Regions from separate parts of the Homo sapiens genome. Here region 2 is linked to region 1. Evidence: chromatin loops called from intact Hi-C (ENCODE). Cell type or tissue: B cell. All regions are shown on one strand. Links, peaks and the distances in the headings refer to the core of each region. The heading gives the core; the rest is flanking DNA. Region 1 holds the start of LOC124904769 (U7 small nuclear RNA). Region 2 has its middle 17 kb from the start of ARID1A.

Region 1 (16,297 bases), core at 4,273-12,272:
CCTATATGCTAGGGATAAAACAGTGAACAAAATTCATGGAGGTTACATTATGGGAGAGACAGCAAAGGGGTGATGAGAGAGATATATAAACAAAATAATGATATATGTTAAATGATAAGTGCTGTGGAGGAAAAATAAGCAGAGAATGGAAATGAGTGTTGGGGGAGGGTTTAAATTTTAAATTGAATGGGCAGGGAAGATCTCACTGAGAAGGTGACACTACAGTAAAGAAGAGGGTGAGGAAGCAAACAAGCTATGCACATATCTGGGAAAACAAAGTTCCTAACTGGTTTAATACTTCTCAGATCCTAGGTTAAGACCTTTAATTTGTTAATTTGAACCTAATTCTAGCACCATTGCTAAATGCATAATTTTCCCTTTGAAAGCTACTCAGTCATCAAAAATATAAAGTCCCATGAGTCTTGGTTGAAAATTTCATATCAAAAAGTAAATTTTGGCCAGGCACAGTGGCTCACACCTGTAATCCCAGCACTTTGGGAGGCCGAGGCGGGCAGATCACCTGAGGTCAGGAGGTCGAGACAAGCCTGGCCAACATGGTGAGACCTCGACTCTACTAAAAATACAAAAAATAATAATAATAAATTTTCTTTTTTTCAAGATGGAATCTCACTCTGTAGCCCAAGCTGCGTGCAGTGGCGCGATCTTGGCTCACCACAACCTCCACTTCTGAGGCTCAAGAGATTCTCGCGCCTCAACCTCCCAACTAGCTGGGACTACAGGCATGTGCCACCATGCCCAGCTAATTTTCTTGTATTTTAGTAGAGACGGGATTTCGCCATGTTGCCCAGGGTGGTCTTGAACCTCCGAGCTCAGGCGATCCACCTGCTTTGGCCTCCCAAAGTGCTGGGATTACAGGCGTGAGCCACCATGCCCGGCCAGTTTTGTGGGTATTTTTTAAGTAAAAAAAAAAAAAAAAAAAAAAAATACCAGGCCAGGCACTTGTGGCTCACACCTCTAATTCCAGCACTTTGGGAGGCTGAGGCAGGACAATCACTTGAGCCCAGGAGTTCAAGACCAGCTTGGAAAACATAGTTAAACCCTGTCTCTACAAAAAAATAAAAATAAAAATTAGCCAGGTGTGGTGGCATGTGCCTGTAATCCCAGCTACTCAGGAGGCTGAGGTGGGAGGATCCCTTGAGCCTAGGAAGTTGAGGCTGCAGTGAGCTGTGATCACAACACTGTACTCCAGCCTGGGAATGAAAAAAATAAACAAACCAACAAAAGAATACCAATAAGAGCCTTATATGTCGCTCAGCATTTCAGCAAATATTTATTGATAATCTACTATGAGCCAAGTATTGTATTAGGCATTGGATATACACATGGTGGTCCCTGCCTTCATAGAATTTACAGTCTAGAGGAAGAGACAGACAGTAAACAGGTAAACAGAATTATAAATTGTGATGAACTTTTCTGAATGAAAAGAACAAAGCCTGAAAGAGAGAATAATGGTATGAACCTCCTTCAAGATTGATGGTCAGGAAACGCCACTCTGAGGAAGTAAAATTTCTGGCAGGATGAGAAGGCACCAGGGTGAGGGTCATTCCAGGCAGAGAGAAGAGAGTATGTGTAATTTTCTGTTTGTTTGTTTGTTTTTGAGACGCAGTCTCACTCGGTCGCCCAGGCTGGAGTGCAGTGGTGTGATCTCAGCTCACTACAACCTCCACCTCCTGGGTTCAAGCAATTCTCCTGCCTCAGCCTCCCGAGTAGCTGGGATTACAGGCGCATCCACCCGGCTAATTTTTGTATTTTTAGTAGAAACGGAGTTTCACCATGTTGGCCACGCTGGTCTCGAACTCTTGACCTCTGGTGATCCACCCGCCTTGGCCTCCCAAGTGCTGGGATTACAGGTGTGAGCCACAGTGCCTAGCCAGTGATAGTTCTTAAGATGGAAAGTTACGGCTAGGCATGGTGCCTCACGCCTGTAATGCCAGCACTTTGGGAGGCTGAGGAGGGTAGATCACCTGAGGTTAGGAGTTCGAGACCAGGCTGACCAACATGGTGAAACCCTGTCTCTATTAAAAATGCAAAAATTAGCCGGGCATGGTGGCACACACCTGTAATCCCAGCTACTCGGGAGGCTGAGGCAGGAAAATCCCCTGGACCTGGGAGGCAGAGGTTGCAGTGAGCCGAGATCGCACCATTATACTCCAGCCTGGACAACAAGAGCGAAACTCCCTCTTGAAAATAAAAAAAAAAAAAGATGGAAAGTTATCAAATTCTGGCCGGGTGCAGTGGCTCATGCCTGTAATCCCAGCACTTTGTGGGGCCAAGGTGGGAGGATTACTTGAGCCCAGGAATTCAAATGGGCAACATAAGGAGACCCCCCAGTGTCTACAAATATATATATATATATATATATATTTTTTTTTTTTTTTTTTTTTTTTTTTGAGAGGGGTCTTGCTCTGTCTCTCAGACTGGACTTCTGTGGCATGATCTCGGCTCACTGCAGCCTCTGCCTCTTGGGTTCAAGCGATTCTCCCGCCTTAGCCCCAGAGTAGCTGGAACTATTGGCGCGAGCTGCCACACCTGGCTAATTTTTTGTATTTTAAGTAGAGACGGGGTTTCACTATGTTGGCCAGGCTGGTCTCAAACTCCTGGCCTCAAGTGATCTGCTTTCCTCGTCCTCCCGAAGTGCTGGGATTACAGGCATGAACCACTGTGCCCAGCCTACAATTTTTTTTTTTTAATTAGTTGAGTGTGGTGGCATGTGCCTATAGTCCCGGCAATTCAGGAGGCTGAAGTGGGAGGATCACTTGAACCTGGGAGGTCAAGGCTGCAGTGAGCTGTGACATGATCTCTGATCTCACTTCTGCACTTCAGCCTCGGTGATGGAGCAAGACCCTGTCAAAAAAAAAAAAAAAAAAAAAGAAAGAAAGAAAGAAAGAAAGAGAGGAGAGGGGAGGGGAGGGCAGGGGTTGGGTTACCAGGTTCTATTTGTTACCAGACGAACACAAAAAGAAGCTCAATGTAGCTGACAGGTTGGAGAGGTAGGTGAGGCCAGTCCATACAGGGCTTTCTTGGACCTCAAAGGAGTTTGTATTTTATTCTAAATACAGTGAGAAGCCATTAGAGAATGGTAAGTTAACAAAGAGAGAATTGAGAAGATCCTAGAGCCACAATATTTCAAAAGGTTTCTTACTGATGAAGAAACTGATGCTCAGAGAGGTTCGGTGACTTGCCCAAGATTACACAATCCATAAACCGTGGAATTGAGATTTAGTCTCTCACAGCCTCTGATTCAAGGACTCTGTTCTTTCCACTATTATCTAATACTTGCTTGGGCCAAAAGCTTCACAATATTCTTGACTCCTCTCTATTTCTCTTATATTCCTCATCATATCCATCAGCAAATCCTGGCACCTCTACGTCCAAAATATGACCACTTGTCACCACCTGCACTGCTATCACCCTGACCCAAGCCACCATTATTTCTTGCTTTGATTCCTGCAATTGCCTCCTAACTGGTCTCCCTGCTTCAGCTCTTCCACTCCTACCTTCTATTTTCTACACAGCAGCCATAATAATCCTTTAAAAACATAAATCATATTTACAACTATTATGTACCCATAAATTTTTTTAGAGGCTGAGTGTGGTGGCCTGTGCCTGTAACCCCAGTGTTTTGGGAGGCCAAGACAGGAGGATCACCTGAGGCCAGGAGTTTGAGACCAGCCTGGGCAACATAGTGAAACCCGATCTCTTCAAAAAAATTTTAAAATTAGCTGGCATAGTGGTTCACACCTGTAGTCCTAACTACTTAGGAGACTGAGGCAGGAGGATCACTTGAGCCCAGGAGTTCAAGGCTGCAGTGAGCTATGACTGCGCCACTACACTCCAGCCTGGGTGACCCCGTTGTAAAAAAATTAAATAATTTTATGTCATATCATAAAACATAAGTCTTTCCCCTACTAAAAACCCTCCAGTGGCTTCTCATCTCACTCAGAATAAAAAACAGAGAGGTCGAGCACAGTGGCTCACACCTGTAATCCCAGCACTTTGGGAGGCAAAGGCGGGCAGATCACTTGAGCCCAGGAGTTCAAGACCAGCCTGGCCAACATGGTGAAACCCTGTCTCTACTAAAAATATAAAAGTTAGCTGAGTGTGGTGGTGCACACCTGTAATCCCAGCTACTTGGGAGGCTGAGGCAGGAGAATCGCTTGAACCTGGGAGGCGGAGGTTGCAATGAGCCAAGACTGTGCCACTGCACTTCAGCCAGCCTGGGCAAAAGAGCGAGAGTCTGTCTAAAACAAAACAAAACAAAATAAACAAAGACCCCACAATGATTTACAAGGCCTTACAAGTCTGTCCCCTCCACTCCCACTTTCCTGACCTCTCTTACATCTTTCCCTTGGCTTATTCTATTTAGCTACAATTGGTCTCCTTCAACAAGGAAACTCCTGTGTCAGGACCTGTGCATTTGCTGTGCCCTCTGCCTGGCAAGCTCCTCCCCCTCATATTTATATGGCTTGTTCTCCCTCTTCTTTTATGTCTCAGCTCAAATCACCTCATCAGTGAGTTCTTTCTGTCTACCCTTTGTAAACTAAAAAAACTCTGTCCAGCCGGGCGCGGTGGCTCACACCTGTAATCCCAACACTTTGGGAGGCCGAGGCGGGCAGATCACAAGGTCAGGAGATCGAGACCATCCTGGACAACATGGTGAAACCCCATCTGTACTAAAAATACAAAAAATTAGCTGGGCATGGTGGCGCGTGCCTGTAATCCCAGCTACTCAGGAGGCTGAGGCAGGAGAATTGCTTGAACCAGGGAGTCGGAGGTTGCATTGAGCTGAGATCACACCATTGCCCTCCAGCCTGGCAAGAGAGTGAGACTCCATCTCAAAAAAAAAAAAAAAAAAAAGACTCTGCTCAAACCATAATTTCTATCTCCCTTAACACTGCTTTATGATTCTCAATACCCTCATTATCATTTAATACACTATAGGTCTACTTACTTATTATTTTGATCCTTCCCATTAGAATGTAAGTTGCATGAGAATAAGAACTTTATTTTATTTTCTGTTCTTAGAACACTGTTTTCAGCTCTGATAACACTGCCTGGCACATAGTAGGTGAATAGAGGCAGTTGACTAAAGAATAGGACCGATGTTTTCAATGACTGAATTAACAGAAAGACAAAGTCATTCTTCTGAGGATGGGAAAGCATGTTGTAAACTAGGAAATGATATAAAAAGTTTATTTCTTCCAGTTGGTTCTTGATTTCTAAGTCTTATGATCCTCTTTGAAAACCTTTACTAAATAGAGTAGACTCAAATGATCTTGGATGCAATGCTGACTCTTGGTAGGCCACCAAATACATAACTGGGTGTCAGGAAATGCGGTCTTGCCATCTTTCTCAGGCTCACTGCCATAGCTAGCAAGGACCTCTTGCTCCTTTCTTAGGTATCCTTGCATGCCTTTGGCTTTTCAGAATTTTTTATTCTGGGGAATGGGAGTGATGGTTGATGCCCTGTCTGTAGTTGAGATTCTGTACAGGGAAAGTCATTCAGTTAAATCAAGCAGTATTGAATTCCTAATTGACACAAATGAGACAGACAGACAGCTGGAGGAGTGGGGGAGGGACAGAGAGCAGGTGCCCTGAATAATGGACAAAGAAGAGAGGCAGAATATAAATTGAAGCTAATGGTGAAGAAGCTCACTGTGAGTCTAGATTTTGTGCCACAAGAAAAGTAAACTTTGCCACAGCTTACTTTACGTAGAGCGGAAAGGATCCAGTGGTGTTTTTGCCAAGGATAAGGCAACAAGTTCCAAATGCTTGTGCCATTTTGGCTGCCCTGATGGCCAAGTTTGCCTCTTTTCAGGTACCATCATTTGTGAGAATCACTCTTAGTAAAGTCCTCATTCTGTGTTTTTTTCCAAAACAAACTTAATCACGTAGTGTTTGAACGAAAGAAACTGCTTTGAAAATTCTATTTGTCAAACAAAGGGATTCTTAACACGTAAGTTAGGAAGGTGAAGGGAAGGATGTTTCTAGATCTTCAAATGCCAGACATAGGGGGCATTCCTGCAGAGAAGGCATGTATCTTGTCAACTCCAGAATTTCCTCTGAGAATGCTGGGGGCTTTTTTCCTCTCAGTCCCCTCTTGATCAGAGCTTTGACTCCCCAGCTCAGACAGTTCTTTTCTGTAGCCATGGGAATTGCTCCCATAATTAGCAGTGTCTCCTGCCTGGAACTCAGACAAGTAAATGTTCAAACCTGGCAGCCGATCCTGGGAAGGAGAGCTGATTAAATCTTTCCTGTCGAGAGGCACCTTTTTGATTTGAATGTGACACCTACATCCCCCACCTCAGGTTTGTCTGGGGGAAGCAGTTTTGCCCATATCTTCATAACTGAAGATCCTGGTATTTTAAAGACACATTTAATCTTAAAAGGAGCCCATTGGTTTCCCAAGTTAAGTAACTTAGGAAAAAGCCTAGGCTTTTTTCCTCTCCTGGCCCCTTCTCCACTAAACACCACCCTGTGTTTGGTATGATGAAAGCTCCTGCTACACAGGTATCATCAAATGCCAGAGGCCTTGAGAAATAAAACGAGTTCAGAACACCACTAAGTACACATAAGTATTAACTACAAATGGAGGAGTGAAAGAGCAGGCAAACTATTTCTTTAGAAGTTTTAGTAAGACGGGCTGGAACCATCAAGCCCCAAAGTGAATACTCTTGGTGATATTCCGTTCCAGGAAAGCTTTCTACAGGCGGAGGTGTATTCTTATCTGGATGTAGCTGGATTATGTACTACCATTCAAACACTTTTGGGAGAGACAATATCCATTTTCCTACTGACATCAAGGCAGCCTTTTAAGTTTATCCAGATTTATTTTGGTTAGTGCAATAAAAAAGCAAGGTTGGAGAATTATGTTTAACAAAAATAAAGTCATTGTATGCTTAAAGTTTCCCACTGAAAGCTGCTTTTAAAGCAGTTTGCTGCTGCTCAGCTCCAGTCACCTCAGCAATACTTGCATTCAGTCAGATTGGCTGTGAACAAAGCAAATTTACTTCACACACAACAGCCCTAAACCTCCACTCTCAGGACAGAAGTCTTCCTTAGCAATGTTTTCTACATGGCTCTGGTTAAGGGCCATTCACTTACCTCTAACCTCTTTCTCCTGGGAGACAAAGGCACCTTTGGGCTGAAGTGACACAGGAGAGTTAGAATCAGATTTGTTATCGACATTGCAGCCTTCAGTTTCAGTAAGAGGCTAAATCTGTCTATTCCAACTACAGGAAGGCAATCTTTATAACCCCTGGAGCACTTGGCCAATTATGCACCTGCAAATATACCATACAGGACATTTCAGGTTCCTAGGCACTTTGAAAACCGATACTTAAACAGACTCAAGGGATGCTATCACCCACCTCGAATAATAGCTGCTTTGGAATCTGTTATTGGCACCAGAAAAAGAAAGAGTCCTCTGAAGTCATTCTAAAGCCATTTTTATTGTGCATTTTCAAACAAAGAACCTCACCAAAAGAACTTCTGTTACAAAATCAGGGTAGAAAGTCAAACTCATCTCATCTAAGAGTCAATTACCCTGGCAATTTTGTGAGGCGATGGGAAATGAGCGTTAGAGGAGAGGACTGTGGGGAGGAGGTGGGATTGGCTTTTAAAATCCCCTGGGTGAGAAGGGTGTTCCCACTGACTCTAAACCCTAACAATTGCAACAGAAGGGCCTCTGTGACTTTCTGGCTATAAACTTTTTATGATTATTAACTGAGGAAACCTAGAATATGTGGAATTTTAACAGTTGGCTTTCAACCTCCATTTGCTCCTTTCTCAGAAACTTGGTTTTGCACAGTGTAATAATCTAAGGCTCAGAATTTATGTTAGTTACCTTGCTGTTCCTTGATAAAAAGCTACCTTCTTACATATCTTACTTCCAATAAAGAGGCAGATTCCCTATGTACTGTTTATCTCGGGAAAGAAATACATGTGGGAAAAGAAGCAATTTTCTTCTCATTGCAATTAAATTAAATCATGACCACCTGTTGTGGGATTATCCTGCCATCTGCTGTTCAAAAGAGAAACAACAGCAGAGAACCAGAAAGAAGAGGCAAAATGTTGGAAAGCTTTGCTCCCAGATGTCCATCAGTTGATTACGGTTATTGGTATAGTTAAAATTTTCAGTGTTACACCTCTTTTAGAATTTATCTATCAGGTTTTCCAGTGTTCACTGAAATTTGTCTCTTAGACAAGTTCTAAAAGAGCTGTAACACTGAAGATGGTTCTCTTCTCTGGAAAAACTTCCCACGGGAAAAACAAAAATCTTCCTTTAAAAATTTTTTTAAAGGATCTCACTTTCTTTCTTTCTTTCTTTTCTTTTTTTTTTTTTTTTTTTGAGATGGAGTGTCGCTCTGTTGCCCCGGCTGGAGTGCAGTGGCGTGATCTTGGCTCACTGCAACCCCCACCTCCTGGGTTCCAGCGATTCTCCTGCCTCAGCCTCCAGAGTAGCTGGGATTACAGGCATGTGCCACCATGCCAGACTCATTTTCGTATTATTATTATTTATTAATAATAGCTATTGTTTTAGTAGAGACGGGATTTCACTATGTTGGCCAGGCTGGTCTTGAACTCATGACCTCGGGTGATCCACCCGCCTCGGCCTCCCAAAGTGCTGGGATTATAGGCATGAGCCACCAAGCCCGGCCTCACTTTCTATTTATTTAATTTTTTTGAGACAGGGTTTGCTCTGTTGCCCAAGTTGGAGTACAGTGGCATGATTATGGCTCACTGCAGCCTCTAACTCCTGGGCTCAATTGATCCTCCCACCTCAACCTCCCAAGTAGCTGGGACCACAGATGTGCGCCACCCCAACCAGCTAATTTTTGTTTTTATTTAAAAAATTTTGTTGAGACAGAGTCCACTCTGTTGTCCAAGCTGGAGTGCAGTGGTGTGATCATGGTTCACTGCAGCCTTGACCTCCCAGACTCAAGTGATCCTCCCACCTCAGCCTCCCAAATAGCTGGGACTACACCACTATGCTCAGCTAATTTTTGTATTTTTTGTAGAGATAGTGTCTCCCTATGTTGCCCAGGCTGGTCTCGATCTCCGGGGCTCAAGTGATCCTTCTGCCTCGGTCTCCCAAAGTGCTGGGATTACAGGTATGAACCACTGTGCCTGGGCTGATTTTTTTTAATTTTTAAATTATTATTATTATTTTTTTGAGACTTGCTCTGTTGCCCAGGCTGGAGTGCAATGATGCAATCTTGACTCACTGCAACCTCTGCCTCCCGGGTTCAAGCGATTCTCCTGCCTCAGCCTCCCGAGTAGCTGGGATTACAGGCACGCACCACCATACCCGGCTAATTTTTGTATTTTTAGTAGAGATGAGTTTTCACCATGTTGGCCAGGCTGGTCTTGAACTCCTGACCTCAGGTGATCCGCCTGCCTTGGCCTCCCAAAGTGCTAGGATTATAGGCGTGAGCCACTGCTCCCAGCCCTGATTTATTATTAATATTTTATTTTGTCTACAGGTTTTCCCCAATCTTTTTTGTTTGTTTGTTTGTTTTGTTTTGTTTGAGACAGAGTCCAGGCTGCAGTGCAGTGGCACGATCTCGGGTCACTGCAACCTCTGCCCCCCAGGTTCAAGTGATTCTCCTGTCTCAGTCTCCTGAGTAGCTGGGATTACAGGCACGTGCCACCACGCCCGGCTGATTTTTTTGTATTTTTAGTAGAGACGGGGTTTTGACATGTTGGCTAGGCTGGCCTCGAACTCCTAACCTCAGGTAATCCACCCACTTCTGTCTCCCACAGTGCTGGGATTACAGGCGTTAGCCACTGTGCCCGGCTGTTTCTCCCTAATCTTATCCATATCCCTGGTTTCTTCCTTGGGATTAATAGGGAAAATATGAAACTTTAATTTTCCCTCACTCTTGGCAAAATAATAATAAGATTTATAATCCTATTAAAAGGCATATTCTCCACTCAGTAATCTAAGTCATATGAGTGCGTCCCCTGGGCTTTTCATTGTCTACCACTCTAATTGTCTCCTATCTGGTCTTCCTTTCTCCAGGGCATTGTTCACACCACTGCCAGTCAGAGTAATCATTTTCCAATGCAAAATTGGTCAAGCCATTCCCCAGCTCAGAATCCTTCAATGGCTCTCACTTTCTTTCTTTCTTTTTTTTTTTTGAGTCTCGCTCTTGTCACCCAGGCTGGAGTGCAATGTGCAATGGCGCAATCCTCTGCCTCCCCGGTTCAAGTGATTCTCCTGCCTCAGCCTCCTGAGTAGCTGAGATTACAGGTGCCTGCCACCATGCCCAGCTAATTTTTGTATTTTTAGTAGAGATGGGGTTTCACCATGTTGGCCAGGCTGGTCTCGAATTAAAGTGCTGGGATTACAGCCATGAGCCACTGCACCTGGCCGGCTCTCACTTTCTTGTAGGATTAAGTTCAAGATCCTAGTCCTGACATTCAAGGCCTTTGGGTTGAATTTAAGTTCCCTGATTTATCAGGTTATTTTATACCTCTTTGATTTTGCTTGTGCTGTTTTCCTTGCCAGAAACACCCTTTCTGGCCATATATACCTGACAAACCATGCCCATCTTTTAGGTAGCTGGATGTCAGCTCTTCTGGAAATCTCTCTTGGTTTTCTGCCCCCTGATAGAACTGGTCATATCCTCTTTTGTGCCACTGGCTCCCCTTCCCCAACATACTTTAATGACATCACTTATCCCAAGGTCATATAATTTTCTATTTCCTTTTCTGTCTCCCTCACTAGAATAAAAAGCTCCTTAATAGGTTATGAGTTTCCTACTAGATTATGTATCTCAGCACCTAGAACTGTGCCTGGTTTATAGTAGATGTTTAGTAAATGTCTGTGGAATAAATCCTGTAGAATTTATCTAGCATTTTAACTTTTTTGTTGTTTGTTTGTTTAAATTTAATTAATTTACTTATTTTTGAGACAGAGTCTCACTCTGTCACCCAGGCTGGAGTGCAGTGGCACAATCATAGCTCACTACAGCCTTGACCTCACGGTCTCAGATAATTCTCCCACCTCAGCCTCCTGAGTAGCTAGAACTACAGGCACCCACCACCACACCCAGCTACTTTTTGTATTTTTGGTAGAGATGGGGTTTCGCCGTGTTGCCCAGGCTCTTCTGGAACCCTTGGGATCAAGCAATTTGCCCTCCTTGGCCTCCCAAAGTACTGGGATTACAGGCATGAGCCACCACGTCCAGCCTAGCATTTTAACTTTCAAAGGGCTTTCTCTGCACTGTTTCATTTTATCTTTTTTGATCCTGCGAGAAAGTAAGGGCAGGTATTAATTTACTGTGACCACTTTATGGATGAAGAAAGGGAAACAGCAGACAGCTGGTAAGTGGCAAAGCAAGAATTTGAGCCCAGTTTTTCTGAGAAGAGAAAACCACGACCCTGTATACTGTCGCTCTGCCCAGATCTTCTCAGATCTTCTACCAGTTCCTCCTGACCCTCCCTTGGCTTCTGTTTGTTTTTGCTCCCAGTAACCAGCTCCTGAGACGACACTTCAAAAGAGGAAGATCCTCAAGTTACTAGAATGGTTTTGTTCCTTACTTATTCCCTGGTCTCTAGCAAATGATTGATTAGATGCAGGAGTCTGAAAGACTGGCATTCTTGCCTCTGGGTAGAGTTTATACTCTTGAGCTCCTTCAGGGATTAATAGGGATTAAACTACTCTCTTGAGGACTTTGCCTGAAATCTCACCTTTGCGTGGCTTTTTGCTTTTTCCCTTCCCAGCTCAACTTCTCCTATGCCCTACTGACTTCTTGGAGCGTTTCCTTAAGACCCTGTCCCCCACCCCACCCCCGCCAAAAAAAAAAAGAGAAAAAAAAGGCTGGGCATGATGGCTCATGCCTGTAATCCCAGCACTTTGAAAGGCCAAGGTGAGGATCACTTGAGCCCAGAAGTTCAAGACCAACCAGAGCAACACAGTGAGATTTCATCTCTGCAAAAATTAAGAAAATTAGCTGGGCATGGTGGCACATGCCTGCAGTCCCGGCTACTCGGGAGGCTAAGGCAGGAGGATCAATTGACCTGGGAGTTAAGTCTGGCTGCAGAGTCATGATTGTGCTACTGCACTCCAGCCTGGGTGACAGAGTGAGACTGTCTCCCAAACAAACAAACAAACATCTCTTACTGAGAAATCCTGTTTCAGGGTCGGCTTCCAAGTTTCCCGAGGCATCCAACTAAGTGTGTCCTTAGCTCCTACTATATGTCAGAACTTGTCAGGTGCTTTTACAAAAGCTAGTTTATTTACACAAACTCTCTAAGAGTAAAGTACATATATTTAATTGTTTTTTGAGGGTAAGACTGTGTCAAAAAAAAAAAACCTTCATTAAAATAGTCTCTTTTTTTCTCCTACTATGAAATTACCTTTCATTAACTATAAATCATTCTAATGGCCATGTCTTCTTTGGCAAGTTTCCTCACCTCTAGACCCCAATATTTTTACCTTTAAAGTGAGGAAATAAGATAATAAGAATACCTATCATAATAGGATAGGTTAATGGAAAACAGAATAGCGCCAAACATGTTAACTTAATAAATGTTGGCCATTGTTATTATTTTAGTACTTCTACTGCTACTTGTAAACAGGTTATGCTCCAAAGGCTGTGAATCCTTTTGTTCATATGTGTGTTGTAGTGCTCAACCACAGAGACTCAGGATAGTCAAAACACTAACACTAAGTCATTTGTGTAAGTCCCAGATCTAACATACCAAGAAGGGGCTGGTTGCTCGGATATCAAATAGTTATTTCCAAGTGGGTAGATCAGAAATATAATTGAATTGTCCTCACAAGCCACAAGAGTAAATTTCTATTCCCTCTTGTGGTGACTCTGAGAATTACCATTACCGCTTTCATCAGAGACCTAATAGTACCAAATTTGCAAGGAGACCACTGAGAAACTACACTTAATTCAGAAGCTCCCAAGTTGGAGTTCCAAATCCCTACATGTCAGAGAAGGTGCTAATGAATATTTTCAAAATTTCAAAAAATAGAGCAAAAATCATTCAATTACTTATGAAAAAGAAGAAATATTTTCACACATATTAACTTTTTTTTTAATTTTTATTTTTTTTATTGATCATTCTTGGGTGTTTCTCGCAGAGGGGGATTTGGCAGGGTCATAGGACAATAGTGGAGGGAAGGTTGGCAGATAAACAAGTGAACAAAGGTCTCTGGTTTTCCTAGGCAGAGGACCCTGCAGCCTTCCGCAGTGTTTGTGTCCCTGGGTACTTGAGATTAGGGAGTGGTGATGATTCTTAACGAGCATGCTGCCTTCAAGCATCTGTTTAACAAAGCACATCTTGCACCGCCCTTAATCCATTTAACCCTGAGTGGACACAGCACATGTTTCAGAGAGCACAGGGTTGGGGGTAAGGTCACCGATCAACAGGATCCCAAGGCAGAAGAATTTATCTTAGTACAGAACAAAATGAAAAGTCTCCCATGTCTACTTCTTTCTACACAGACACGGCAACCATCCGATTTCTCAATGTTTTCCCCACCTTTCCCCCCTTTCTGTTCCACAAAACCGCCATTGTCATCATGGCCCGTTCTCAATGAGCTGTTGGGTACACCTCCCAGACGAGGTGGTGGCTGGGCAGAGGGGCTCCTCACTTCCTAGTAGGGGTGGCCGGGCAGAGGCGCCCCTCACCTCCCGGACGGGGCGGCTGGCCGGGCGGGGGGCTGACCCCCCCACCTCCCTCCCGGACGGGCTGGCTGGCCGGGCGGGGGCTGACCCCCCCACCTCCCTCCCGGACGGGGCGGCTGGCCGGGCGGGGTGTTGATCCCCCCACCTCCCTCCCGGACGGGGTGGCTGGCCCGGCAGAGGGGCTCCTCACTTCCCAGTAGGGGCGGCTGGGCAGAGGCGCCCCTCACCTCCCGGACGGGGCGGCTGGCTGGGCGGGGGGCTCACCCCACCTCCCTCCTGGACGGGGTGGCTGGCCGGGCGGGGGGCTGACCCCCCCACCTCCCTCCCGGACGGGGCGGCTGGCCGGGTGGGGGGCTGACTCCCCCACCTCCCTCCTGGACGGGGTGGCTGGCCAGGCAGAGGGGCTCCTCACTTCCCAGTAGGGGCGGCTGGGCAGAGGCGCCCCTCACCTCCCGGACAGGGTGGCTGGCCGGGCGGGGGGCTGACCGCCCCCACCTCCCTCCCGGACGGGGGGCTGACCCCCCCACCTCCCTCCCGGACGGGGCGGCTGGCCGGGCGGGGGGCTGACCCCCCCACCTCCCTCCCGGACGGGGCGGCTGCCGGGCGGAGACGCTCCTCACTTCCCAGACGGGGTGGCTGCCGGGCAGAGGGACTCCTCACTTCTCAGACGGGGCGGCTGCCGGGCGGAGGGGCTCCTCACTTCTCAGATGGGGCGGCTGGGCAGAGACGCTCCTCACCTCCCAGACGGGGTCGCGGCCGGGCAGAGGCGCTCCTCACATCCCAGACGGGGCGGCGGGGCAGAGGCGCTCCCCACATCTCAGACGATGGGCGGCCGGGCAGAGACGCTCCTCACTTCCCAGATGGGATGGCTGCCGGGAAGAGGCGCTCCTCACTTCCTAGATGGGATGGCGGCCGGTCAGAGACGCTCCTCACTTTCCAGACTGGGCAGCCAGGCAGAGGGGCTCCTCACATCCCAGACGATGGGCGGCCAGGCAGAGACGCTCCTCACTTCCCAGACGGGGTGGTGGCCGGGCAGAGGCTGCAATCTCGGCACTTTGGGAGGCCAAGGCAGGCGGCTGGGAGATGGAGGTTGTAGCGAGCTGAGATCACGCCACTGCACTCCAGCCTGGGCACCATTGAGCACTGAGTGAACCAGACTCCGTCTGCAATCCCGGCACCTCGGGAGGCCAAGGCTGGCGGATCACTCGCGGTTAGGAGCTGGAGACCAGCCCGGCCAACACAGCGAAACCCCGTCTCCACCAAAAAAGTACGAAAACCAGTCAGGCGTGGTGGCGCGTGCCTGCAATCGCAGGCACTCGGCAGGCTGAGGCAGGAGAATCAGGCAGGGAGGTTGCAGTGAGCCGAGATGGCAGCAGTACAGTCCAGCTTCGGCTCGGCATCAGAGGGAGACCGTGGAAAGAGAGGGAGAGGGAGACCGAGAGGGAGAGGGGAGAGGGGAGAGGGGAGAGGCAGAGGCAGAGGCAGAGGCAGGGGCAGGGGCAGGGGCAGGGGCAGGGGCAGGGGCAGGGGCAGGGCTGGTCTTAAAGGGAGAAGAGCCACATATTAACTCTTTTAATCCTAATAGCCCTTTGAGGTAGGTACCATATAATCATTCCCATTTTACAGATGGAGAAGTTGATTCCCAGAGACTTTGAATAACTTGCCCAAGGAAATGAATAAGGTTTGAACCCAGTCAGTCTGGCTTTAGGGCATGTATACTTAACTACCCAGCTGTATGTTTGCAGTAATATAAGCTTCATTTCCCCAGTGCTTTCTGTGTGCCAGTCCCCAAGCTAAGCTAACACCATACATCCTTACAACTAAGCTGCACTTTGGAGATGGAAAAGCTCAGACTCAAAGGGGCATGAGGGCCCGGGTGCGATGGCTCATGCCTGTAATCCCAGCACTTTGGAAGGCTGAGACAAGCAGATCACTTGAGGTCAGAAGTTCAAGACCAGCCTGCCCAACATAGTGAAATCCCATCTCTACTAAAAATATAAAAATAAGCCGGGCGTAGTGGCAGGTACCTGTAATCCCAGCTACTTAGAAGGCTGAGGCAGTAGGATCACTTCAGCCTGGGAGGCAGAGGTGTAGTAAGCCAAGATAGAGCTACTGCACTCCAGCATGAGTGACAGAGCAAGACTCAGTCTCAACAAAAAAACAAAACAAAACAAAAAACCGCAAAACAGGCTGGGCGCAGTGGCTCATGCCTGTAATTCCCAGCACTTTGGGAGGCTGAGGCGGGCGGATCACCTGAGGTTGGGAGTTTGAGACCAGCCTGATCAACATGGAGAAACCCTATCTCTACTAAAAATACAAAAATTAGCTGGGTGTGGTGGTGCATGCCTGTAATCCCAGCTACTCGGGAGGCTGAGGCAGGAGAATCGCTTGACCCTGGGAGGTGGAGGTTGCAGTGAGCTGAGATCACGCCATTGCACTCCAGCCTGGGCAACAAGAGCGAAACTCCGTCTCAGAAAACAAAACAAAACAAAAAAACCCAAAACAATCAAAGGAGCATGAGGAAGCTTTTGGGGATGATGGATACACTCATAATCTTTATTGTAAAGATAGTTTCACAGGTGTATGCAAATGTCAAAACTCATCAAATTGTACCCTTTGCAGTTTAT
Region 2 (16,297 bases), core at 4,596-12,595, 76 kb before region 1:
TGGAGTACTACAAAGACAGATGAAAACTCTACAGAGGTGTTCTTCTTGGAAGTGAGTGGGAGTAGGAGATGAGGAAAGGAAAGTTAAAGGCTTATGCCCTACTCAGTATTCAAAGCAAGGAGCATATAGTTTGAGAGCTAGCTCTACTTTTGAGACAAATGTCTAGACTTTCATTCTAAGTCAGGTTTCCAAATGGCTGTATCCATTCATAAACTGTAATAACCAGGATTTCAAATAGACTCACAAAATCCAGTTATAAGGACTATGTCTGCTTAGAAGCATCAGAGCAGAGGGTCCCCTCCAGTAGAATAGCCATCTCTTCACTATGATATTTTGAAACCAGTTTGCCATTTTCCACTTTTTGGTTTGGGATGTCAATCCTTTCATTCAGTTTACTATAAATGGGAGATCCTCTTATAATTACTCTACTATGATATACAACATTGAGTATACACTACTGTTGTACCTCCCATAAAGTACATTATAAGCTGATATCTACTTAAAAGGAAAAACATACCTCCAAAATAGTACAAGCCTGTTGGATTCAATATTTGTTTATAAGTTCCTAGCACTCAGATCAAGATCCCTCATTTTGTCAGGTACAGTGGCTACTCGGGAGGCTGAGGTGGGAGTATTTCCTGGGGCCTGGAATCCAAGGCTACAGTTCGCTATAATTGTGCCTGTGAATAGCTACCACACTCCTGGGCAACACATGGAGATGTCATCTTTAAAACAAAAACAGGCCAGGCCCGGTGGCTCACACCTGTAATCCCAGCACTTTGGGAGGCTGAGGCGGGCTGATCACTTGATGTCAGGAGTTCAAGACTAGCCTGGCCAACATGGTGAACACCCGTCTCTACTAAAAATACAAAAATTAGCTGGGCTTGGTGGCAGGCACCTGTAATCCCAGCTATTTGGGAGGCTGAGGCATGAGAATTGTTTGAACCCGGGAGGAGGAGGTTGCAGTGAGGCAAGATCGCACCACTGCACTCCAGCCAGGGTGACACAGCAAGACTCAGTCTGAAAACAAAACAAAACAAAACAAAACCCTCATTTTCCAAGAAAGCCCATGAACAAAGAGAAGAAAAACAAGGAAAAACTGAAGACATGGCAACTCCTATTTTATGGGAACTTAAAGAGGTTTTGGTGAGTACAAGGAAAATAATGAGGTTTTTTTTGTACTTTGAGGTCACTGGTATAATTATCAAAGGTATTAATATCAACATTATTACTACTCTGATACTCAGGTTCACACATTAGTCATTTTTTTCTTGTAGAGGATAAGATAATTAAAGTAACTTATCCTTTTCTTCTGCTCTTCCCTTTCCTTCTCGCTCTTCTCTTTTTTGTTTTTCTTTCTTTTTTTTTTTTGAGAGGGAGTTTTGCTCCGTTGCCCAGGCTGGAGTGCAGTGGCGCGATCTCGGCTCACTGCAACCTCCACCGTGCCCGGCTAATTTTTGTATTTTTAGTAGAGATGGGGTTTCACCATGTTGGCCAGGCTTCTCTCAAACTCCTGACCTCATGATCCGCCTGCCTTGGCCTCCCAAAGTTCTGGGAATCACAGGCATGAGCCACTGCGCTGGGACTTTTCCTTTTTTTTTTTTTTTTGTCTCAGGGTCACTTAGGCTCTCACACTGGGTGATTATACTTGGACTAAATAGCACAAAAATGTACACAATGTAAAATTTATACCACACCGTATGCTCTCAAACTCAGGCTCCTGTACATAACAGTGCTCATGCCAAGGATTCCTGCATGGTTTTGAAACCCAGTGCTCCTAAGGCAGCTATGTGGAATCATAAGATATTTGTTCTACTGATTCAGCTAAGTCTGGGTTTAGAATGGTCCTTGGTCTTTGTAGCAAGAGAAACATCTGTCCACCAAAATGAATGGCTAAGATGCGCCAAATCAAATAATTTCCTTAATTGGACAGATGAGAAAGGAAAGAGCAAGCCCCACTTAGAGTCCCTTTCATTGGAACTCCCCAACAGAATCCTGGTGCTAGGTGAGGAAACAGAATAAAGTCTTCCAATGAGGAAACAGAATAAAGTCTTCCAATCTTTCAATCCTTGCTACTGAAAGACTAGAATTTGATCATTAGATCAGTGTTTGGTGGGTTTCAAAATTAGTGACCTGGGAAGTCCCAGACTGGCAACCAGCACTTCCTCACTCCATGAAAGTGTGGCTGTCCCTTTCAGCTAGTTCGTTCCTTCAGTTCAGCCTTTTTGAGTGCCTCACCTAGCAGCGACACAAAGCAGAACAGTTACCTGAAGAAATTTTAAATATTCAAAGCTGCATTGACTATGTAGACCCCTTGTTTTATTTTTCAAGTTTGAAAATATGTGTTCAACAGAATTCTCTATTTAAAAAAAAAAAAGATTTTAGGGCAGGCGCAGTGGCTCATGCCTGTAATCCCAGCACTTGGGAGGCCGAGGTGGGAGGATCACGTGAGGTCAGGAGTTCAAGACCAGCCTGGCAAACACGGCAAAACCCATCTCTCCCAAAAATACAAAAATTAGCCGGGTGTGGTGTCATGCGCCTGTAGTCCCAGCTACTTGGGAGGCTGAGGCAGGAGAATCACTTGAACTCGGGAGGTGGAGTTGCAGTGAGCCAAGATTGCGCCACTGCCCTCCAGCCTGGGTGATAGAGAGGGACTCTATCTCAAAAAAAAAAAAAAAGTTTTTAAAAAATGGCATCTCCAAACTCAATTTTCTTTTTATTTCTTTTTTTTTTTCTTTTTTTTTTTAAATTGACATGGGGTCTCACTCTGTCACCTAGGCTGGAGTGCAGTGGCGTGATCTCAGCTCACTGAAGGCTCTACCTCCTGGGCTCAGCAACCCTCCCACCTCAGCCTCCTAGTAGCTGGGACTACAAGTGTACACCACCACACCTGGCTAACTTTTGTATTTTTGCTGGAGATGGGTTTTTGCCATGTTGCCCTGGCTGGCCTCAAACTCCTGGGCTCAAGCGATCCTCTCACTTCAGCCTCCTAGTAGCTGGGACTACAGGTGTACACCACCACGCCCAGCTAATTTTTGTATTTTTGGTGGAGACAGGTTTTTGCCCTGTTGCCCTGGCTGGCCTCGAACTCCTGGGCTCAAGCGACCCGCCCGCCTGAGCCTCCCAAAGTGCTGGGATTGGAAGTGTGAGCCACCATGCCTGGCCCCAAACCCAATTGTCTGTTATAGCATTTGTAAAAGTATTTGTTAACTATGTGATGTTTACCTTAAACTCAAAACATTTACCAGTTGACAGCATTAGACTCCTAATAATTTAGAAAAGAGAAGAAAACAAATTCTTAAGTTCTATACTGCTTAGGCATTCATATGGGTAGTGCTGGGTACACAGTAATAGAAAGTTGTTGGCAAGAGGTCAAATTTATAAAAGTATATTGAAAAATTATTTTAAAAGGAAAAAGCAAGGTCCAGCATGGTGGCTCACACCTGTAATCCCAGCACTTTGGGAGGCTGACGGTGTAGGATCACTTGAGTCCAGGAGTTCGAGACCAGCCTGGGCAACATGGTGAAAAAACCCGTCTGTATCAAAAATACAAAAATTAGCCAGGCATGGTGGCATGTGCCTGTAGTCCCAGCTACTCAGGAGGCTGAGGCAGGAGGATCACTTGAGCCCAGGAGGCAGAGGTTGCAGTGAACTGAGATTGTGCCACTGCACTCCAGCCTGGGCAACAGAGTGAGACTCGTCTCCAAAAAAAAAAAAAAAAAAATTGAAAAAAGGAAGAAGCAGGCTGGGCATGGTGGCTCGCCCCTGTAATCCCAGCACTTTGGGAGGCTGAGGCGGGTGGATCATCCTGGCTAACATGGTGAAACCCCATCTCTACTAAAAAATTAGCTAGGCATGGTGGAGCGCACCTGTAGTCCCAGCTACTCAGGAGGCTGAGGCAGGAGAATAGCTTGAACCTGGGAGGTGGAGTTTGCAGTGAGCTGAGATCAGGCCATTGCACTCCAGCCTCGGTGACAAAGCAGGACTCCATCTCAAAAAAAAAAAAAAAAAAAAAGGAAGAAGCACATTTCACTAACATGGTATGGTGTGCTAGAAACTTGCCTGTGACAGTATATGTCACATTTTCTTCCCTAGACGAGGAAAATCAGGGAGATAAGGTCAGCCTAAAAGTTGAAAGAATATAAAAACAAAATGAAAGCAAACAAATTGGGCAGCCTCTTGGGTCTGTCATTATAACACTCAGAGGAGACTAGCTCAAGTATTACATGGGAGGACAAGGTGCCTGGGTGATCACCTGGTGCTCCAGTCTGTGAATCTCCTGGGTCAGAGTGCCTCAAGAAGGAAGCCACAGTCCTCACTCCAGACCAAGTTGTGTGCCAGTGATGTACAGTACTAGGAATCCTTCTTCCATGGGGAGCTATTGAGGAGCAACTCAGTTCCAAAACAGGGTTTTCCAAATTGCCTCACTCTATAAGCTTCCCTGAGGGCCAGGCATTAGGAGAACTTGCCTGGTGTACCTGTAAAGGAAAAGGAAAACAACAGAGGCCACAAACCACAATGATGTAACTAAGTATGAAAGAATTTGTAACAAAAATAAAAATAAATTTTGTTGAATTATTTCAGCTTTACACTTAAAAATCAGAGACCAAAATTCCTTTTTGAATTTCTTTTTCTTTCTTTCCTTCCTTCCTCCCTCCCTCCCTCCCTTCCTTCCTTCTTTCTTTCTTTCTTTTTTTGTTTTGTTTTTTGTTTGTTTGTTTTGTTTTGTTTTGCTTTTGAGATAGAGTCTCTCTCTGTTGTCCAGGCTGGAGTGCAATGGCATGATCTTGGCTCACTGCAACCTCCGCCTCCCGGGTTCAAGTGATTCTCCTGCCTCAGCCTCCCGAGTAGCTGGGACTACAGGCGAGTGCCACCACGCCCAGCTAATTTTTTTTTTTCTTTGTATTTTTAGTAGAGACGGGGTTTCTCCATGCTGGCCAAGATGGTCTCAATCTCTTGACCTCATGATCTGCCTGCCTCGGCCTCCCAAAGTTCTGGGATTACAGGTGTGAGCCACTGTGCCTGGCCTTTTTTTTTTTTTTTTTTTTTTTTTTTTAAGACGGGTCCCGTTTTTTCACCTAGGCTGCAGTGCAGTGACTGGAATGCAATGGTGTGATCATGGCTCACTGCAGCTTCGACCTCCTGGGTTCAAGTGATCCTCCCACCTCAGCCTCCCAAGTAGCTGTGACTACAGGAGCACACCACCACACTGGGCTAATTTTTCTGTTTGTTTTTTTGTAGAGATGGGGTCTCACTATGTTACCCAGGATGGTCTCAAACTCTTGAGCTCAAGCAATCCTCCTGCTTAGAGGTGTGAGCCACTGCAACTGGATCCTTACTGAATATTCTAAACTTTTACTTTGTTTTTTTTTTTTTTTTTTTTTTGAGACAGGGTTTCACTCTGTTGCCTAGGCTGGAGTGCAATGGCACAATCTTGGCTCACTGCAACCTCTGCCTCCCGAGTTCAAGTGATTCTCCTGCCTCAGCCTCCTGAGTAGCTGGGACTACAGGCAGGTGCCACCGCGCCCAACTAATTTTTTTGTATTTTTAGTAGAGACGGGGTTTCACCATGTTGGCCAGGCTGGTCTCAAGCTCCTGATCTCAAGTGATCCACCTGCCTCGGCCTCCCAAAGTGCTGGGGTTACAGGCATGAGCCACTGCACACAGCCTAAGCTTTTACTTTGAATCACTTTATTTATTTATTTATTTATTTAGAGACAGACTCTTGCTCTGTTGCCCAGGCTGGAGTGCAGTGCCATGATCTCAGCTCACTGCAACCTCTACCTCCCAGGTTCAAGTGATTCTCTTGCCACCGCCTCCTGAGGAGCTGGGATTATAGACGCACACCACCACGCCTGGCTAAATTTTGCATTTTGAGTCGAGATGGGGTTTCCCCATGTTGGCCAGGCTCGTCTTGACCTCAGGTGATCCACCTGCCTTAGCCTCCCAAAGTGCTGGGATTACAGCTGGGCCCTTTTTTTTATTTTTATTTTTATTTTTTTTTTGAGACAGGGTCTCACTCTGTTGCCCGAGCTGGAGTGCAGTGACATGATATTGGCTCACTGTAGCCTCAACATCCTGGGTTCAAGTGCTCCTACCACCCCAGCCTCTGGAGCAGCTGGAACTACAGGCACACATCACCATGCCTGACTAATTTTTGTATGTTTTGTAGAGACAGGGTTTTGCCATGTTGCCCAAGCTGGTCTTGAACTCCTGACCTCAAGTGATCTGCTTGCCTCACCCTCTCAATGTGTTGGGATTACAGGCATGAGCCACTGCACCCACACATAGGTGTGTGTTGTCTTTTATTTGGATTGGTTCCAAATAATACATCGCTTCCAAATGATACAGGCTGGATGTGATGGCTCATGCCTGCAATCCCAGCACTTTGGGAGGCCGAGGTGGGCAGATCACCTTAGATCAGGAGTTCAAGACCAGCCTGGCTAACATGAAGAAACCCTATCTCTACTAAAAATACAAAAATTAGCCGGGCGTGGTCATGGGCCCCTGTAATCCCACCTACTTGGGAGGCTCAGGCAGGAGAATCATTTGAACCTGGAAGGCAGAGGTTGCAGTGAGCCCAGATCCTGCCACTGCACTCCAGCCTGGGTAACAGAGCAAGATGCCATCTCAACAAAAGAAAAAAATTATATTCCATATAGATATTACTAGAGGTCTAAACGACAGTGATGTCTTCAAATGAAAGAAGAAAAAATATCTTAGGGAAGCATCTCTTACAGAACCAAAATTTGAAGATTTGGGAGATTTAGAAGATTTAAAAGAAAATATGGAGTAATATAAACATGAAAACGAAAGTGTGGTAGATCCTTCATCTCACACAAATTTTGCCACATTGATAGATGCTATCTTGGGCCAGGCATGGTGGCTCGTGCCTATAATCCCAGCAATTTGGGAGGCCAAGGCAGGGGGATTGCTTGAGGCCAAGAGTTTGAGACCAGCCTGGGCAACATAGCCAGACTTAATCTCCACAGTAAAAAAATTTGCCCAGCATGGTGGTTCATGCCTGCAGAACCAGCTACTGGGGAGACTGAGGCAGAACTGCTTGAGCCCAGGAGTTCGAGGTTACAGTGAGCTATGATTGCACCATTGCACTCCAGCCTGAGTGACAGAGCAAGACCCTGTCTCAAATAATAATAATAATAATAATAATAGAAGCTATCTCACAAGTGACTATTATGTGTGTGCTATATAGTCTCTAATACTCACAAAAATCCAATAAGAGGCATTATTATGTCCTATATAAGCAAAGAAACTGAGGCTCATATAGATTATGTAATTTAAGGTTACAATACTGGTAAATGATGGAGTCAGGATTCAAACTCAGCTCTCTTATAAATTCTGAATTCTGAGGTTTTCAATAAAAATGTGCAATAAATCCAATAATGTTAGAAATGTACTTTTTCAAGGTACTAATATTAACTGTTAGTAGAAGCATCTGTGTGTGTGTGTGTGTGTGTGTGTGTGTGTGTGTGTGTGTGTGTACTGATCCCAATCAAAGAATATAATTTCTTTGGGTCTCTTAGAGCTTCTCATTTCTGAGTGTGATCCTAGGATTAGCAGTTTAAACCTCACCTTGGAGCATCTTAGAAATGCACAATCTCAGGCCCCACTTCAGACCTTCTGAAACAGAATCTGCATTTTGACAATATTCCAGGTTATTTTTCTGCAAATTAAAGTTTGAAGCCTGGCCAGGTGTGATGGCTCATGCTTGTAATTCCAGTGCTTTTGGAGGTCAAGGCAGAAGGATTGCTTGAGGCCAGGAGTTTAAGACTACTCTGGCCAACAGTTATATAGAGACCTGGTCTCTAAAATAAAATAGTTTGAGAGGCACGGTCTTTTTTTTTTTTTTTTTTGAGACAGAGTCTCACTCTGTCACCAGGCTGGAGTGCAATTGTGTGATCTCTGTTCGCTGCAACCTCTGCCTCCCGGGTTCACGCCATTCTCCTGCCTCAGCCTTCCAAGTAGCTGGGATCACAGGTGCCCGCCACCACGCCCAACTAATTTTTTGTATTTTTAGTAGAGACGGGGTTTCACCGTATTAGCCAGGATGGTCTCAATCTCCTGACCTCGTGATCTGCCCACCTCGGCCTCCCAAAGGGCTGGGATTACAGGCGTGGGCCATGGCGCCCGGCTGAGAGGCACTGTCTCAAGGATGGGTGGTTCCCTTCCAGTTACTAAGGAGGCTAAGGTGGGAGATCCCTTGATTCCAGGAGGTAAAAGCTATAGTAAGCCTAGAATAAAAAAGCGAGACCCTGTCTCAAAAAAAAAAAAAAAGATGGGTGGTTCCACGAAGAGGGATGCCTCTTACTCCCATTGTGGCCATCCACATTCATAGGACCAGGGAGGGGAAAGATGGTAAGAATGCACTCACATTATAACCTTTACTGTCTGATTTTTAAATAAATGTTCATCAGTCATTTTTTATGACAGCTTTGAAATATAATTACAATTCACCCATCAAATTGTACAATTCAATGGTTTCAGCATATTCAGAGTTATGCAACCATCACCACAATCAATTTTAGAACATCTCATCATCCTGAAAAGAAACTCCATACCCTTTAGCCTCCTCTCCCCATTCTCCCCAGCTTCAAGCCCTAGGCAACCATTAATCTACTTTCTGTACGCCAGGGGTGATGGCTTACACCTGTAATCCCAGCACTTTGGGAGGCCGAGGTGGGCAGATCACCTGAAGTCAGAAGTTTGAGACTAGCCCGGCCAACATGGTGAAACCCCATCTCTACTGAAAATACAAAAATTAGCCAGGTCTAGTGGCAGGCACCTGTAATCTCGATTACTTGGGAGGTTGAGGCAGGAGAATTGCACGAACCCAAGAGGTAGAGGTTGCAATGGGCAGAGATCGCAAGACTGCACTCCAGCGTGGGTAACAGAGTAAGATTCCATCTCAAAAAAAAAAAAAAAAAAAAGAAAAGAAAAGAAAGAAAAATATCTACTTTCCATTTCTACAGATTTGTGTATTCATGGACATTTTTTAAAAATGGAGTCATATAATATGCAGTCTTTTGTGACTGGTTTCTTTCATTTAGCATACTGTTTTCAAGTTTCATCCATGTTGTTCACCTGTCTCAATCCTTTCTCATAAGTGGTAGCATTCTTCCAACAGATGTGTGGGTGCCAGACAGCAATGTGACCCTCTCACCCACTCCTCCCAGTGGAGTTCCTGACTACCGTCGTTCCCCTACGAGAAGCCTTTCTCCTCCCGTTACTGACTACTCTAGTAAGGAGGACTTTAGCAGAGTTCTTTTTTTCCATTTTCTCCCTGGGACTTAGCAGCTCAAGTGCAGCTGGCCCTTGGCCAAGCTTCCTCTCCAAGACACCTGCAGGTGCTACCAGTGCTGCCACCTTATGCCCATTTCTTGAAGTAGTGGACACTGGATCAGGCACTGTCTTCCTCCCTGAGAGCCCTGCTCTTTGCTGTGTTCACAATCAAGGTTGTGACTCATGACAGAGTGTGACCAGGAGAGGTCGAGGGTGTGCTGTGTGGGAACTCATGCCTGGTACCTTGAAACAACCAAGAGGCAGAGAAAGAAGCAAGCGCAAATGCACATGGAGCTCAAGAGGAGCGTGATTTTAAATCTCTCTTCCTGATTATCTTGGCTGTTTCTTCAGCTTCCACTTTTCTTCCTCTCTTCAGTTCACTTTCATTTCCCTATGTTACTCCTCAAAGAATAGGGAACCTACACGTCTCTCACTGTTCATTTCCACCTGGATTGTTTTCTCTTGTCACGTCAAGGGGTACAACTGTATACTTAGACATTTGGGTATGCTTAAGTTACTTCTATAAAAAAGAATCAGTCTAAACATTCTGCCCTGCTGAATGGCAAAACAAGGAAAAGGTTTTCTGTTTTCCAAAAAAATAAAGATGTTCTTCCTGAATAAATAAAGCTACCCAAACACAAATTTTTAAGAAACACACTTAAATTATCAGTCCCAAAGAAAAACTAGCATAGTAATTAAAATACTTTCCCTAAATGTTCATGCCTGAATCTGGGACCTTGTCAAAGTTCATTCTGGGGTGCATAGTTCCATTACAGATTATCATGCACGACCCTGAACTCCCTGAGTAGACCGTATATCTCCACTTCAAGCTCTTATTCCTGGGAAAATCTTTCCAAATTAAGGCTGCAGGCACTTATCTACCTCAGACTCTCATTGCCACTCTATGATATTTATTCAAGAAATGTTTGTATACTACCACATGCTAGCCTTGTGCTATACACAAGACAGACAAGGTTCCAGCTCCCATGGGGTTTAGCTTCTAGGTAGGGAAATGTAACAGTAGACTGCAGCCCTAAGACCTGTGGTGTGCTTGGCTGAGTCCCTCAGTGTGTCTTGATGAGTCCTGTTACCCCTAAGTAAAACAGGCAAGAAACACCTTGCTGTCTTAGACAGCAAAGAAGAAAAGCAGATGGACTGGGTGTAGTGGCTCACACCTGTAATCCCAGCACTTTGGGAGGCTGAGGCAGGCTGATCATTTGAGATCAGGAGTTTGAGACCAGCCTGGTTGAAATGGTGAAACCCCGTCTCAATTAAAAATACAAATGTTAACTGGAGGTGGTGGCGGGCGCCTGTAATCCCAGCTACTGGGAAGGCTGAGGCAGGAGAATCACTTGAACCTGGGAGGTGGAGGTTTCAGTGAGCCGAGATCGTGCCACTCCACTCAAGCCTGGGCGACAGAGTGAGACTCAGTCTCAAAATACAAAACAAAACAAAACAAAAAACAGAAGAAAAGCAGATGGGCTCAGGTGGTCTTGGCTGATAGCCTCACAGAATCTTCTGCCTTCATCTTACTTTGACCTTCCAATAACTCCCTGAGAGCCTCAGAAGCATCCCAAAGTGATAACCATACCATTAATGGATTTCATGACCTTATTAAATTCTTAAACTTTTTTTTTTTTTTTTTGAGACAAAGTCTCGCTCTGTCACCCAGGCTGGAGTGCAGTGGCGCGATCTCGGCTCACTGCAAGCTCTGCCTTCCAGGGTTCACGCCATTCTTCTGCCTCAGCCTCCCAAGTAGCTGGGACTACAGGCACCCACCACCACGCCCAGCTAATTTTTTGTATTTTTAGTAGAGACAGGGTTTCACCATGTTAGCCAGGATGATCTCGATTTCCTGACCTCGTGATCCGCCCGCCTCGGCCTCCCAAAGTGCTGGGATTTCAGGCGTGAGCCACCGCGCCCAGCCTTTTAAACACTTAAACTCTAGCATATATGTATGCTATAGTTCTAAGCAATGCCATATATGTGTGCTGTAGTTCTAAACAATTTCTAAGCAATGTCATATATATATATATATATATATATATAATGCATAAGCCACAGAATTGTTTTCATATATAATCTTTGTTAATTTATATAGTTTTGTATTATTTAACAGTATAAACATTACATTGTGGGTTGGTTTGTATGACCATTCCTTAATCCTTGAGAACTCAGAACAAAGTATGACATGCCTTTCCTATTTTCTACTCATTTTGTCTTCCGAGGGGCTGAGCATATCAATGGGATCTTTTTAACTTTTACTGTTAATCAGCTTGTAGGGAAATGCATTATTTATTCTCTCTTCCTTGGGGGTCAAAGCAGCCAACCAGATCTAAAGACACATTTAGAAGATATGTCAATGTAAACAGGTATGTATTTACTCTGACTTTGCTATTATAATTCATTAAGGCTTCATTTATCTGACACCTTTGGATAATGTGAAAAGCCTGAATTCATTTTCTAAATAATTAAAACTAATCCCTTTCAGTATAAAATGTTTTAAAATATGACTTTAATGAAAATTTATTTTAAATAAAATAGATCCCTGCCTTCTTGAAATGTATAGCAAATATAATTTAAACTCTTCTTATTTTCTTGGTCATTATTAGCATTCAGAATGAAACTCCAAAGTAATGCATCTCTGAGAAATATTAAAATATGCTATGCTTTTTGCCCTACCCAAAATGATCCGAGGCTAGTGTGATTTTGAGTTCTTTTATGTCCTTCCAATAATTTTCTTTCTGTTTTATCCCATCCTTTGTTAAGATATTAGATAATACCACTTGCTACTTCCTGGGTGCCTGGCTTTAGCAATTCTCTTCCTAATCTGTGTCCTAGGAAACTAGGTAACAAAATTTATTAGCATTGTGTGTAAAGTAAGAGCAAATAGGCTTTGAATCTGACAGTCTTTCCTGGAAGTGAATAGTATTAGCTTTTCAAGCAGTTCAATGGTCTTTTTAAATTGCTCTAGTATTCTCAATTCCCCTACTGATACCCTAGATTGTTGGATAAATTACCTTCTATAGAAAATTGAGACGTTAACATAGTCCTTTTCTTTTTGTCATTGTTGTCTTTTTTGAGACAGGGTTTTATTTCTGTCACCCAGGCTGGAGTGCAATGGCACGATCTCAACTCGCTGCCATCTCCGCCTCCTGGACACAGGCGATCCTCCTGCCTCAGCCTCCCAAGTAGCTGGGACTACAGTTGTGCACCACTACACCTGGCTAATTTTTTCTATTTTTTGTAGAGACGAGGTTTTGCCATGTTGCCCACGCTGGTCTCCAACACCTGGCCTCAAGCGATCCAGCCACCTCGGCCTCCCAAAGTGCTGGGATTACAGGTGAGAGCCACTGCGCCTGGCCAACATAGTACTTTTTTGCTTATATAATTTAGCTAGATACAACTTTTTCTACCAACCTTCTCCTTTGATTGGCTGGGTGTGGTGGCTCATGGTGTAATCCCAGCACTTTGGGAGGCCAAGCAGGGTGATTACCTTGAGCCCAGGAGTTCCAAACCAGCCTGGGCAACATGACAAAACCTCGTCTCTACAAAAATACAAAAATAAGCTGGGCGTAATGGGTGTGGTGGCGTGCACCTGTAGTCCCAGCTACTTGGGAGGCTGATGCATAAGAATCGCTTGAGCTTGGGAGGCGCAGGTTGCAGTGAGCTGAGATCCTGCCACTGCACTCCAGCATGGGCAACAGAGTGACTCTGTCCCAAAAAAAAGTTCTCCATTGGTTCTATTCTTTTTAGGTCCTCCTAATTTCTGATTTCAGACCATTAGTCCTTTCAATCCTAAATCTAAATAGCTGGACAGGGTGGCTCAACCCTGTAATCCCAGCACTTTGGGAGACCAAGGTGAGAGGATCATTTAAAACCAGGAAAAGGTGTGGCGCAGTGGCTCACACCTGTAATCCCAACACTTTGGGAGGCCGAGGCAGGCAGATCACTTGAGATCAGGAGTTCGAGACCAGCCCTGCCAACATAGCGAAACCCCCTCTCTACTAAAAATACAAAAATTAGCTGGGCATGGTGGCGGGCGCCTGTAATCCCAGCTACTTAGGAGGCTGAGGCAGGAGAATCACTTGAACCCAGGAGGCGGAGGTTGCAGTGAGCCAAGATTGCACCACTGCACTGCAGCCTGGGCAACAAGAACGAGAATCTGTCAACAACAACAACAACAAAAAAGAAGGAAAGAAAGAAAGAAAGAAAGAAAGAAAGAAAGAAAGAAAGAAAGAAGGAAAGAAAGGAAGAAGAGAAAATAATTTAGAAACCTGGTAAGATTTAAAGATCTTCTTATAGATTACAGGGAGCCTTCCAAACACAGTGGGTTTTTGTTTGTTTTTCTGACATAAAAAAGACCCAATTTGTAGTTTTAAGTTATTTCAGCTTTAAGTTAATAACAACATAGGCCAGGCGTGGTGGCTCACGCCTGTAATCCCAGCACTTTAAGAGGCCAAGGTGGGCAGATCACCTGAGGTCGGGAGTTTGAGACCAGCCCAACCAACATGTAGAAACCCCGTCTCTACTAAAAACACAAAAATTACCCAGGCATGGTGACACATGCCTGTAGTCCCAGCTACTCAGGAGGCTGAGGCAGGAGAATGGCCTGAACCCAGGAGGCGGAGGTTGTGGTGAGCCGAAATCGAGCCACTGCACTCCAGCCTGGGCAACAGAGCGAGACTCCATCTCAAAAAATAGTAATAATACAAATAAATTAAATAAATAAATAAAACCAACAAAACTAAAACCAACGTACCCGGTGGGGTGTGGTGGCTCATACCTGTAATCCTAGCACTTTGAAGGGAGAAGGTGGGAGGATCACTTGAGCCAGGGAGTTTAGGAACAGCCTGGGCAATATAGTGAGACCCTGTCTCTACAAAAAAAAAAAAGGAACTTAAAAAATTAGCCCAGTGTGGTGGCGTCAGCCAGTGGGAGGATTGCTTGAGCCCAGGAGTCAGAGGTTGCAGTGAGCTGAGATCTTGATGCTGCACTCCTGTCTGGGCGACAGAGAGACCCTGTCTCAAGCAAACCCCCAAAACCAATGTACCCAATTTTTAAAATGTAACATCATTTAAAATTGAGTGTCCAGCCGGGTGTGGTGGCTCACACCTATAACCCTAGCACTTTGGGAGGCCGAGGCAGGTGGATCACTTGAGGTCAGGAGTTTGAAACCAGCCTGGCCAACATGGTGAGACCCTGTCTCTACTAAAAATATGTATATTTTTTTGAGACAGAGTTTCGCTCTTGTTGTCCAGGCTGAAGTGCAATGGAGCGATCTCGGCTTACTGCAACCTCTGCCTCCCTGGTTCAAGTGATTCTCCTGTCTCAGCCTCCCGAGTAGCTGGGATCATAGGCATGTGCCACCACACCTGGCTAATTTTGTATTTTTAGTAGAGACGGGGTTTCTCCATGTTGGTCAGGCTGGTCTCAAACTCCCAACCTCAGGTGATCCGCCTGCTTCGGCCTCCGAAAGTGTTGGGATTACAGGCATGAGCCACTGCGCGTGGCCAGCTCATCCTTTCTTCAGGCCCTCTGCCCCATCAAAGTTGGAACCAAAACTCAGTTGTGGTCAAAACTCAGTTAACTAAACGTTTACAAACGGTAATAAGTGATCATGCAAAGATTTGCTTTGGGCCTTTGTGTGAGGAGGAGGGGAGTGGGGATGTGGGCCGTGAGCTGTGCTACCATCTTGATGCTGTGTCTCGTGTTTTCCTGTCAGTGTCTTGTTGCTTCAGGTCCTGTAGTTGTAAGCTGCAGTGATGGAGAGTGGGGTTAACCTAGTGCAGTTTTTACTTCAATGAATGATTCCTCTCTAGGATGTTACTAACATATCTCTTCATACCTTTTCTCATGCTGCACCTTTTTCAGAAGTGCTCCTATGGTGTCCCCATGTCTCATCTTAAATATCACCCCTTTAGGAAGCAATCTCTAACTCCTCTAAACCTGGGGTCAGCACATTTTTTAAATAAAGAAGCAGATATGTAATCCCAGCACTTTGGGAGGCTGAGGCAGGCAGATCACCTGAGGTCAGGAGTTCGAGACCAGCCTGGCAAAACCCCGTCTCTACAAAAAATACAAAAATTAGCCGAGTATGGTGGTGTGCACCTGTAATCCCAGCTACTAGGGAGGCTGAGGCAGGACAATCGCTTGAACCCGGGAGACAGAGGTTACAGTGAGCCGAGATTGCACCACTGCACTCCAGCCTGGGCAACAGAGCAAGACTACTCAAAAAAAAGAGAAGCAGATAGTGGCCAGGCAGGGTGGCTCACGCCTGTAATCCCAGCACTTTGGGAGGCGAGGCGGATGGATCATCTGAGGTCAGGAGTTCGAGACCAGCCTGGCTAACATAGTGAAACCGTGTCTCTACTGAAAATACAAAAATTAGCCAGGCATGGTGGCAGGTGCCTGTAATGCCAGCTATTTGGGAGGCTGAGGCAGGAGAATCACTTGAACCTGGGAAGCAGAGGTTATAGTGAGCCAAGATCACACCACTGCACCCCAGCCTGGGCGACAGAGAAAGACTGTATGTGTGTGTGTAAACATACATGTGAGTTAAAAAAAAAAAAAAAGCAGATAGTAAATATTTTAGGCTTTAGGCTTTACAGGCCAAGAGTGGTGAGAGTGCACTCCAGCCTGGATGATAGAGTAAGACCCTGTCTCAAAAAAAAAAAAAAAAAAAAAAAAAAGACAGCAGAAACATGTTGAAAATTTCCTATTGGAAATGCTTGGGACCAGAAATGTTTTGGAATTTTTAAACATGAAATTCACTTATGTTTCATATACACCTTATAAACATAGCCTGAAGCGAATTTTATTTTTCCCTTGGGGATGCTGTATGTTGTGTACCTGCATTTTGACAGTGGCCCATCATATAAGGTCAGGTATGAAATTTTCCACTTGTGGTGTCATGTCAGTGCTCAAAAAGTTTCACATTTTGGATAATTTCAGATTTCGGAATTTCAGATTAGGGATGTTGAACCTTTAATAAAAA

The links. Hi-C counts contacts between places; a loop is a spot of excess contacts. Peaks named below come from ENCODE experiments on the same cell type or tissue, not always from the same donor. Only the 100,000 strongest peaks of a DNase experiment are listed, where the experiment ranks them.
Region 2: a loop joins it to region 1, with 15 times the contacts of the local background. A loop is called at or near these places in 52 of 110 quality-filtered maps.

What each region holds. Positions count from the first base shown.
Region 1 is chr1:26,594,293-26,610,589 of GRCh38, reverse strand. LOC124904769 (U7 small nuclear RNA) reads left to right here and starts at 8,158; the gene lies at 8,158-8,221. In B cell, for the core only: CTCF peaks have their summits at 7,836 and 8,046 (motif pointing left); a DNase peak (open chromatin) is centred at 8,039.
Region 2 is chr1:26,670,811-26,687,107 of GRCh38, reverse strand. No RefSeq gene overlaps it. Among named protein-coding and RNA genes, the nearest start is that of ARID1A, 17 kb to the left of the region's middle. RefSeq lists an enhancer at 9,118-9,167. In B cell, for the core only: CTCF peaks have their summits at 9,289 and 9,492 (motif pointing right); a DNase peak (open chromatin) is centred at 9,457; H3K4me3 peaks cover 597 bases; H3K27ac peaks cover 379 bases.